Regions from separate parts of the Homo sapiens genome. Here regions 1 and 2 are each linked to region 3. Evidence: chromatin contacts called from ENCODE Hi-C data. All regions are on one chromosome and are shown on one strand. The core of a region is the stretch at or near the end of the contact, and the rest is flanking DNA. Distances in the headings are between cores, read along the strand shown.

The links. Hi-C counts contacts between places; a loop is a spot of excess contacts on that map. Pooled maps may share reads with other maps.
Region 1: a pooled map shows a loop between it and region 3 (2.5-fold over the local background). The contact joins the enhancer-like site here to the promoter of RRP15 in region 3. A Hi-C loop is called at or near these places in 1 of 168 maps with a recorded cell type or tissue (Caco-2) and 2 of 50 pooled maps.
Region 2: a pooled map shows a loop between it and region 3 (4-fold over the local background). The contact joins the promoter of MTARC2 here to the promoter of RRP15 in region 3. A Hi-C loop is called at or near these places in 1 of 168 maps with a recorded cell type or tissue (Caco-2) and 6 of 50 pooled maps.

The regions. Positions count from the first base shown.
Region 1 is chr1:220,767,066-220,769,765 of GRCh38, forward strand. All of the region lies in intron 4 of MTARC2 (mitochondrial amidoxime reducing component 2), which reads left to right. Among named protein-coding and RNA genes, the nearest start is that of MTARC1, 18 kb to the right of the region's middle. RefSeq lists an enhancer at 2,062-2,356. Within about 2 kb of position 1,451, at least 10 of the 41 ENCODE cell types and tissues checked have a DNase peak (open chromatin) inside an H3K27ac peak, as active enhancers do.
Region 2 is chr1:220,746,801-220,749,571 of GRCh38, forward strand. MTARC2 (mitochondrial amidoxime reducing component 2) reads left to right here and starts at 1,522. Exons shown (of 8, transcript NM_017898.5): 1 at 1,522-2,003. The coding sequence starts at 1,732. LOC124904516 (a long non-coding RNA gene) reads right to left here and starts at 2,015. Exons shown (of 2, transcript XR_007066884.1): 1 at 1,019-2,015.
Region 3 is chr1:218,284,030-218,286,855 of GRCh38, forward strand. It overlaps RRP15 (ribosomal RNA processing 15 homolog), which reads left to right and starts at 1,264. Exons shown (of 5, transcript NM_016052.4): 1 at 1,264-1,426. The coding sequence starts at 1,288. RefSeq lists enhancers at 642-711, 1,242-1,521.

The DNA.
Region 1 (2,700 bases), core at 201-2,700, 2.5 Mb after region 3:
CTGTGCTATGATGGGCTTACAGAAGTAGCAAATCAGGTAGAACACTGATTTTTCTCGAACAATCCTCTGGCCACGCACATTAAAAAAAAATCCTTCTTATTAAATGACGCTAATGTTGCTGATTTATTCTTCCTTAAATTAGGAAGCCCAGTAGTTAAAGGCCTAATGCATTAATCTGTTTACCTGGTACCATCACAAAACTGTAACTCTTTCAATGAGTAGGACTCTCTTAAATATTAATGTAAAATGAATATTCAATAGGCCAATTAATCATTAAAAATTAGCAAACCTCAGCATGAAATTCAGGCCATCATTTATTGCAAAAACACAGAGTAATAGGAGAATGTATTGTGTAACATTTACTGTCTGTGGCCTAAAGTACTTTGTACTTTGTCCGTGTAGCTCAGAATATTAAACGATTTTTAAAAGGCTGCTTCCTTGGGTCAGTGTGGTGTGCTTGAGTTCCGGGAATGCAGCAAAATGAAGTTTAGAAATAATGAAATTGACCAATGCTTCCTATCTCTGTAGTTGGCCATTGTGGGGTCAGTGTTTACTGATCTTTGCTCACTGTCCTGATGAGATAAACTTGATATTTTTAATGGAATAACTTGTTTGTATCAGTCCTCACTCCACATTATGAAAGAATTGTGGAGAAGCTTGCAGAAAACTCTTGGTATGTTATCTTTCACTCAGGAAGTGTTTCTCCAGGAAACTTCCAGAGAGGGAGATTTTGAAGCTGAACAGCTGTGGTTGGACTCTGAGCCTCACTGCTTACTGGCTGTGTGGATTGGGTCCTCCCAGTCCTATCCTTTCCAGCTGTTGAGAAACACAGTTTTTGTAAATCATGATCACTAGACTTTTCAGTCCCCAGAAACTGAGTTTGGGTGGGTTAGGATTTGAGATAACAAGTCCGTTTTCTGGTGTAAGAACAGCAGTCTCTACCAGGCTTCAGGGATTTCTTGAAGTAGCGGTAATGATAACAATATACAAAAATAGCAGCAAGAATCACGACTCACTGCTATTGAACACTTACTACGTTACAGGCACCGTGCCAAACCCTTTACATGCATTATCTAATTCTAGTTCCCTTTCCAGACTGTGGGTCACAACCCATTATTGGGTTCTAATATCAGTGTAGTGAGTCCTGACTAACACTTTTAAAAGAAGTACAGGAAAGTATAGGGTGGAATAAAAGATATCAGAGTAAACTATATGTAGAAGGGTTAAGAATTGTCTTGCAAAACTCTCTTATGTGTACACATGGGAGAGTATTAGGAAACAGTGTAAAATGTGGTTTTCACTGTGGGTCATGGCTGAAAATGTCTGATAGCCATTGAGGCGGGTAGTGTTTTGATCCTTGTTTTTCAGATAAGGAAACTGAGACTCAGAGAAGTTGAGTAACTTGCTCTCGAGGTCGCATAGCCAGCGTGTGGCCAAGTGAGGACTTGCACTGTGGCTGGCCGTCAAAAGTCCCTGAATATCAGCCAACTACACAACTCTGCCACCTTGTTAAAGCCATTTTCAGGTCATTTGGCAAACCTGTATAGGGCCCCAGTCACTGTGGATGGGCTGGGGGGTCATGGGTGTCAGGGGCTGCCCTCTGAAAGAAGCAGGACAATTGTGCTCAGTAAAAAATGGAGAAGAAGAACAGGTATCAGCTTTGGCATAAGGAAGATTAGCCTGAATTTCATGTTCATTATCTCTGTTAGAAGCAAGCTGAAAGCATCTGAAAGTCATTTTTCTTTCGTAATGAAAAGAACCAAGCAGGGGCCTGGGGAATGCAGGTGTCCCCTCCCTGCAGGCGTTTGTGGCATGCCTTTCAAGGTAAAAGTTCCATGTCCTCATCTGGGGAGCTTCTGACATGCGTATATTTTTAGGGGACTCCAGCAAGAGTCTTGGATGGATTTGCCTTGATTAGGAAAAGCTCCAGTGATTAAAACAGGAGGATAGGCATCAGGAGTGGATGGAGTAGGAATACATTCACATTTCTGAAGAATTTGCCAACAGAACTCCTTTACTTAAGGAGATCTCCTTCTACATTTGCTTTTTTGATTACAACTGAGTCATTTGTAATATTTTCCAGAGGGGCTTTTAGGGGTTGGGCAAGAGGGAGTGAAAGATGGCGCAGCCAAGGACTACAGGACTTTCGCCTCTTTCTCATCAAGGAGAAGGAGGAGATGCTTCTGCGAGGTTCCTTCCGCACAGCCTCACACAGCTTTCTTATCACTACACCCAGTGAGTAAGCGAGACACCCCTGGAAAGCCCGCAGCTAGGGCGGCCAGCGGAAGGCGGATTAACAGGAGACCTGCAGTGAGATCTGCCTGGGCCGGTGGGTCCCCCTCTGGCTGCACATCGGGCCAGCGGACAGCCTTAAACAACACTGGTGCCTCCATCTCAGGTGCAGCTTGGGCAGAGGGAGCTTTTGAAGCTCCCCTGGGGTTTCTAGTGTGTAGCCAGGGGTGGGAACCACTGGGCTAGGGTTTTCCAGGGGAGCAAAGTCGTAACTGGCAGGAGTTGCGGATGTGCCTGGAGAGCAGAGTGGCCTTTAAATCATCGTGAGCTTGGCCTTAACCTCCCTGAGCATGATTTTCTGATCTGAAAGTTAACAGGTTCTACCAAGGGACTTTAAAGGCTCTTTGCAGCCCTCAAGTTGTTTAACTCCCTGGGCACTTTCTTCTCTCTCTCTCTCTTTCTCTCTGT
Region 2 (2,771 bases), core at 272-2,771, 2.5 Mb after region 3:
CATTTGCCCTGTCTGGGAGCTCACGTATAGCGAGGCGATGGCTTTGTAAGCCCCTCACTCTGACAGCAGGCTTGTGGGCAGGGAGGACTCTGACCCTCCTCAGGAGTTGGGAGAGGCAAAGGGGGTCAGCTACAAGTGTACACACATCACATTCACCACACCATGCTTAAAAAACAAATCCATAAGTCGCAGCTGCCAAGCATGATGTAAATGTATGGGGATTGAGGGACTAATTCTGCTGGCCTGAGGTTTTTTCCTGGGTGGGGAGAGATTCAGGCCCTGTTTTGTCTTTCACTTTTCACAAGGAACAGCCAAAGGGAACCTGGCTCCTCTGGTTCTCCATCCTTCCCGGAGTCTCTTCCCACACTCCAGAACGGGCCCCTTTCTCTGGAGGTGGCCAGCCCAGATTTGGGGGGTGGCCCACTGGTTGGCCTCCTTAAACTTTCCTAGAACTGTGCCACAGTTTAAGGGACAAACTTTTGAAAAACAGAACAACAACAAAAAACTTGAAAGACTTCAAACCTTAATTTGTCTGAGAAAATCCACTGTTAACCCAATAGCTTGCTTGAATGGAGGTGTTAAAGATCAACAAAGCCAGACATTAGTTAAACCATGAAAACAGATTTTACTCAGTAACTACTTACAGTAGGAGAAAAAGCTGATCATTCTCATTTGTGCATAGCAGAATGGGCGTTTTAAAGGGTGAAGGAGAGAATAGGGCCGGGAAGCTAGCAGGGGATCAAGTGAAAAATCATGAAGGGGCGGTCAGTATTAATGACGGGCAGCTGTGCCTGGAGCTGGCCGTTATGAAGCTGGGATTCTATCCTCCCACAGAGACTGGGGGACAGAGGCCTATCCTCCCCATGACTGCATTTCAGAGCAATGGCTTTCAGGTCCTTGAGAAAGACACTTCTGAGGTGTAGGCGATACATATACATCTCAAAGCAACAGAGAAAGGATTCACAGTTGTAAGCCCTTTTAAGAAAATATCCTAAAAAAGGGAGGTCAGGGGCTTTACCATCGGGTGTTGGCTAGAATAAACGGGGAATTCTCCTGGCTGCCTTGAGCTTTCTCGGGAAGACATTTTACTGGGGTCGAGGTTAGGCGGCAGCGGAGGGTGGGGGACCTTGAGTCATGCTCCTATAAGCCACGCTAGAGTTCCTCGTCTTTGAGTGCAGAGGTTTAGACTGTGTCTTTGTGTGCAGAAAGTCCTGCAGTTCTCACAGCGACCTGCCAGAAAAAGTCGTTCCCAAATGTTTGTAAATCCTCCGTTGGGCAACCCGCCTTCACGTTCTGCGGTGATCTTGTCGAGCGACTAAGCGTGCAGTATTAGCAGAGAAGGGGGTGGCAGAGTGCTGGCGCTGAAGGTCATGTTGCATGGGTAACTGTCGTGTTGTAGGGGCGGGGAAGAGGGAGGAGACACTGACCACCCCAGAGGCCGCCCCATTAGCTCGCTTGCTTTGGGCGGCGTCGCTCCCACGGCGCCCAGGGTACCCCCGCCGCTGTCTGCCTGTCTTCCTCCATTACCGCGCAGGCTTGGTCACCGCATTAAGGCATTCCCGCTCTCCGCGGAACTGCTCTGCCGTCTCGGCGGTGAAAGTGTGAGAGGGTCCGTAGTTGGGTCAACTTTGACTCCTCTCGCCTGCCCGGATCCTTAAGGGCCTCCTCGTCCTCCCGGTCTCCGGTCGCTGCCGGGTCTGTGCGCCGGTCCGCGCCCGCCCTCGCTCTGCCATGGGCGCTTCCAGCTCCTCCGCGCTGGCCCGCCTCGGCCTCCCAGCCCGGCCCTGGCCCAGGTGGCTCGGGGTCGCCGCGCTAGGACTGGCCGCCGTGGCCCTGGGGACTGTCGCCTGGCGCCGCGCATGGCCCAGGCGGCGCCGGCGGCTGCAGCAGGTGGGCACCGTGGCGAAGCTCTGGATCTACCCGGTGAAATCCTGCAAAGGGGTGCCGGTGAGCGAGGCTGAGTGCACGGCCATGGGGCTGCGCAGCGGCAACCTGCGGGACAGGTACAGCACAGCGCGGGCGCGGGGCAGCGCGGAGCCTGCCTGGGATGAGGAGCGGGGGGGCAGGTGGGGCCCGATCTATCTGGGAAGGACTATAGAGGTTTGCCACCTGAGTTTCTGGGCTGACTGTTGGGCCGTTGGTCGTTTATCTGGGAAGGCCAAGTTCATGCCAGGTTTATTTTTGGTAAAGTAGGTAGGGGCAATCCCTTGCCCTTCCCTAGACGAGAGATTCCTCCTCTGTAACAGGAGGGGGTCTGACCTGTATCTCCAAGTCTCCTTAGCTCTAAAGTTTGTGATTCTATCCTAGTATACCAAAGTAGAAAAATAAAGCTATTGGCACTAGAAAGCAGCAAGAAAGAAACCAAGTGTTGTTCAAGGACATTGGCTTAGGCCTTGCTGGGCCTTGTTCCTCACATTTCTCCAATCCTGGGGGTGCCCTGGAGGCCTGATACACTTTGATGAAGGATGAGCAAGTGGCATGGGGACTCTGGGGCAGAGGTGATACTTGCCATTAAGGGAATAGTGTCCCCCCTTCTCCCATAGGCAGAGTTGTTCACAGCCTGGAACTTTGGGACTTTTGGGCCTGACACATAGACATTTCATACTTAGGATTAAGATGCCTTCTTCTTTTTTTTTTTTTTTTTTTTTGAGACAGAATCTCACTTCGTAGCTCAGGCTGGAGTGCAGTGGCACTATCTCAGCTCACTGCAACCTCCATCTCCCAAGTTCAAGCAATTCTCCTGCCTCAGCCTCCCAAGTAGCTGAGATTAC
Region 3 (2,826 bases), core at 14-2,513:
ATGGGGTTTCACCATGTTGGCCAGGCTGTTCTCAAACTCCTGGACTCAAGCGATCCACTTATCTCAGCCTCCCAAAGTGCTGGGATTACAGGTGTGAGCCACCGCACCCGGCTAGACCCTCTCTCTCTTAAAAGACAAAAAAATTAAAAACCAAGTTTAAAAATGTTGTATTGAGTTTTTAGGATGTGAATATATATTTATTTCCTACATAAACATCTACTGGAATATGTCAAAATGAGGATTCTTGTTTTTGTTTTTGACTTATGGGTATCACAATCTATGAACCTCCTTAAGAGGGGAAAGGGAAAACGCTAAGTTTGGGGAAAGCCTTTAGAACAAGTCTAGCCAGTAAAGGTTTGCTGCATTATCCATCTGAGTCATTAACTTTGTCAATAGTTATATTCTGTCACTCATTCATTGATTCATTCATCCCTTCCAAAAATATTTTTGGAAAATTCACTTCAGGCCAACTTCTGTTGCTAACCTTGAGGGGACATGGTAAATGAAATACGTTCCCCTCCTGCGAGAAGCCAACATTTTAGGGGGGAAAATGAAGGCCGACTGTGGTAGGTGCTTCGATGGAACTAGGAGCTGGTGACAGAGGCTAACTTCAGAGAAAAGCTAGCCCCGGGTGGGAGGCAGGATCCTCGCGCGGATAGCAAGGTATTCGCACCCTCGGTCTGCACTGCGCAGTCGGGCGCCAGAAACCCTCCAGGCCCCAGCCGGGTCCGAGGGAGAAGGGTGCGGTTGGATTCAACACCCGCCCCAGGGAAAGAAGGTGAGTCTATTCGGTTTGCAAGAAAGGTCTCGCGTGTTATCTTGGGCGGGGGGATGATACGATCGTATTCTAATTATCGGCCCCCAGTGGATCTGTCCCGCGTCCTAGCTGCTGCGGCGTTCAGTGGGCACGTAAGAGACACCTGAGGAGGACACTAAACCAACATTAAGGCAGCAGACAAGGGAAGCCGCCGAGGCTAGGAAATCAAAGTGGACCGCGCTGGGCTGGGGACGGGCTGGGGACGCACTGGGGCGGAGGACCAGGGCACAGGCGAGCTAGCGGAGGAGTCGGCTGAGGCCATTCAGCCGCTGATTTTCGTCCTGGAACGGACTTCGCGTAAACACACCGAGCCATTCAGAGCTCTCTCCAAGTCACATTCTGAGGCTCCGGCCCCGGAACTCTGGGCTAGACGACCCCGCCCCGGAACCTTGTGTTACCGGCACTAAATGCAGAAGTTCCTCTGGTTGCCACCGGACGCAACTGTCAGGTGACGCTTCCGGCGCAGAAAAATGGCAGCCGCCGCTCCGGACTCACGTGTGAGTGAGGAAGAAAACCTGAAAAAGACCCCAAAGAAGAAGATGAAAATGGTAACTGGAGCCGTAGCGTCGGTGCTGGAAGACGAGGCCACAGACACTTCTGATAGTGAAGGTAATGTGGTAGGGCTGAGCTTTGGTGTCTGGGAGGAAAGGCGGGGCTGAGTTCGTGTCAAGCAGCGCTTGCGACTTCATTTGCTGCTAGCCACCTGGGTTTTATCTTGGCACCACTTCAGAGGGGCGACTTTGGCTTAGTGAGGAGGCTTGGGGAAGTCGTGTTCAGAGAAGTAACGCTGTCAACTGTAATTTTGAGTTTCCACATTCTTTTACTAGGTATTTTCAGGGTCACCATTATTAATTATAATAAAATGGGTGAAACACCTGCAGCTACCGAGAAACTTACAGTAGCAAAGGGTGAAAGGAAGAGGGTACTTGAAAACAGGAGAAGAATGGGTCTCATAGGGTGTAAGAAGCAAAAGGTTAAAAGAGGTAAGAGGAAGAAGGGGGTGTACTTGACTTTTTGTGCGGTAGATGTGTGCGTGTTTTAGAGACTAAATAATAGTGAATGAAAGAAGAGTTTGGTGGTTAAGGTCGATTAAAAACTGGTAGTGTTTGATAACTATGTCTCTCAGAGACGCTTGATAATAAAAGGAAGGAAGGATGTGTTTTTGAGGCTTTCAACCATGCTGTGTCTGTTGCTCCTCTTTACCATCATTCTTGGCACCAGCTTATTAGGTTACAAGGAATTGCAGGTAATCCCTGACTTCCTACTGCCCAGTTATTGCTCCTTTGTACCAGCTGATACCCAAAAAACAGACAGAGCTATTCTTTTATAACGTATTTCTAATTATGCCCGCTGTCTGTTTGAGATGATCCAGTGGCTTCTCATCTCAGTATATAATATCCAAAATCCTTAGGCTGTATGATTTGGGCCAGGTTGTCTGTCATAGGCCAATATGCCCCTCACAAACCACTAACTGTAATCATGCCATACCGGTATGCTTGTGTTTAACACCTTAAACATGCTCCCACACCATGGTTTCTTCATTTGTTGGCTCCGCTGCCTAGAATAGTTTTCAAATGCTTGGCATGTCTCTCCCTCACCAGCCTCTGATCCAGTGCCTTACCAGAGAGACTTGTCCCTGACTACCCTATGTAACGTACCACCACTACTCTTCTTCCTGCCTTCTTTTCTTCACTTTTTGACTTATTGCCCTGCTTTATTTTTTCTCAACCCTGCCCAAACCATTTGATGTATGTATTTGCTGCTTTCCCAATTGGAATATAAGTTCCATAAAAATAGAGCCTACTGTATCCCCAGTTCCTATTGCCTTGTGGGTCCTTCACAGATATTTAAGTAAATGAATGAATTAACCTGGACTTCCAGGACCAAGAAGAAAGTGTCATATGCTACTGCAATTCCTAGGTAATTAGAGTCTTCATCTCCTGCCACATTGTTAAGGAAAACAAACTATTTGTTGGGCCAAAATTAGAACTTCTGGTTCTGATATTTTT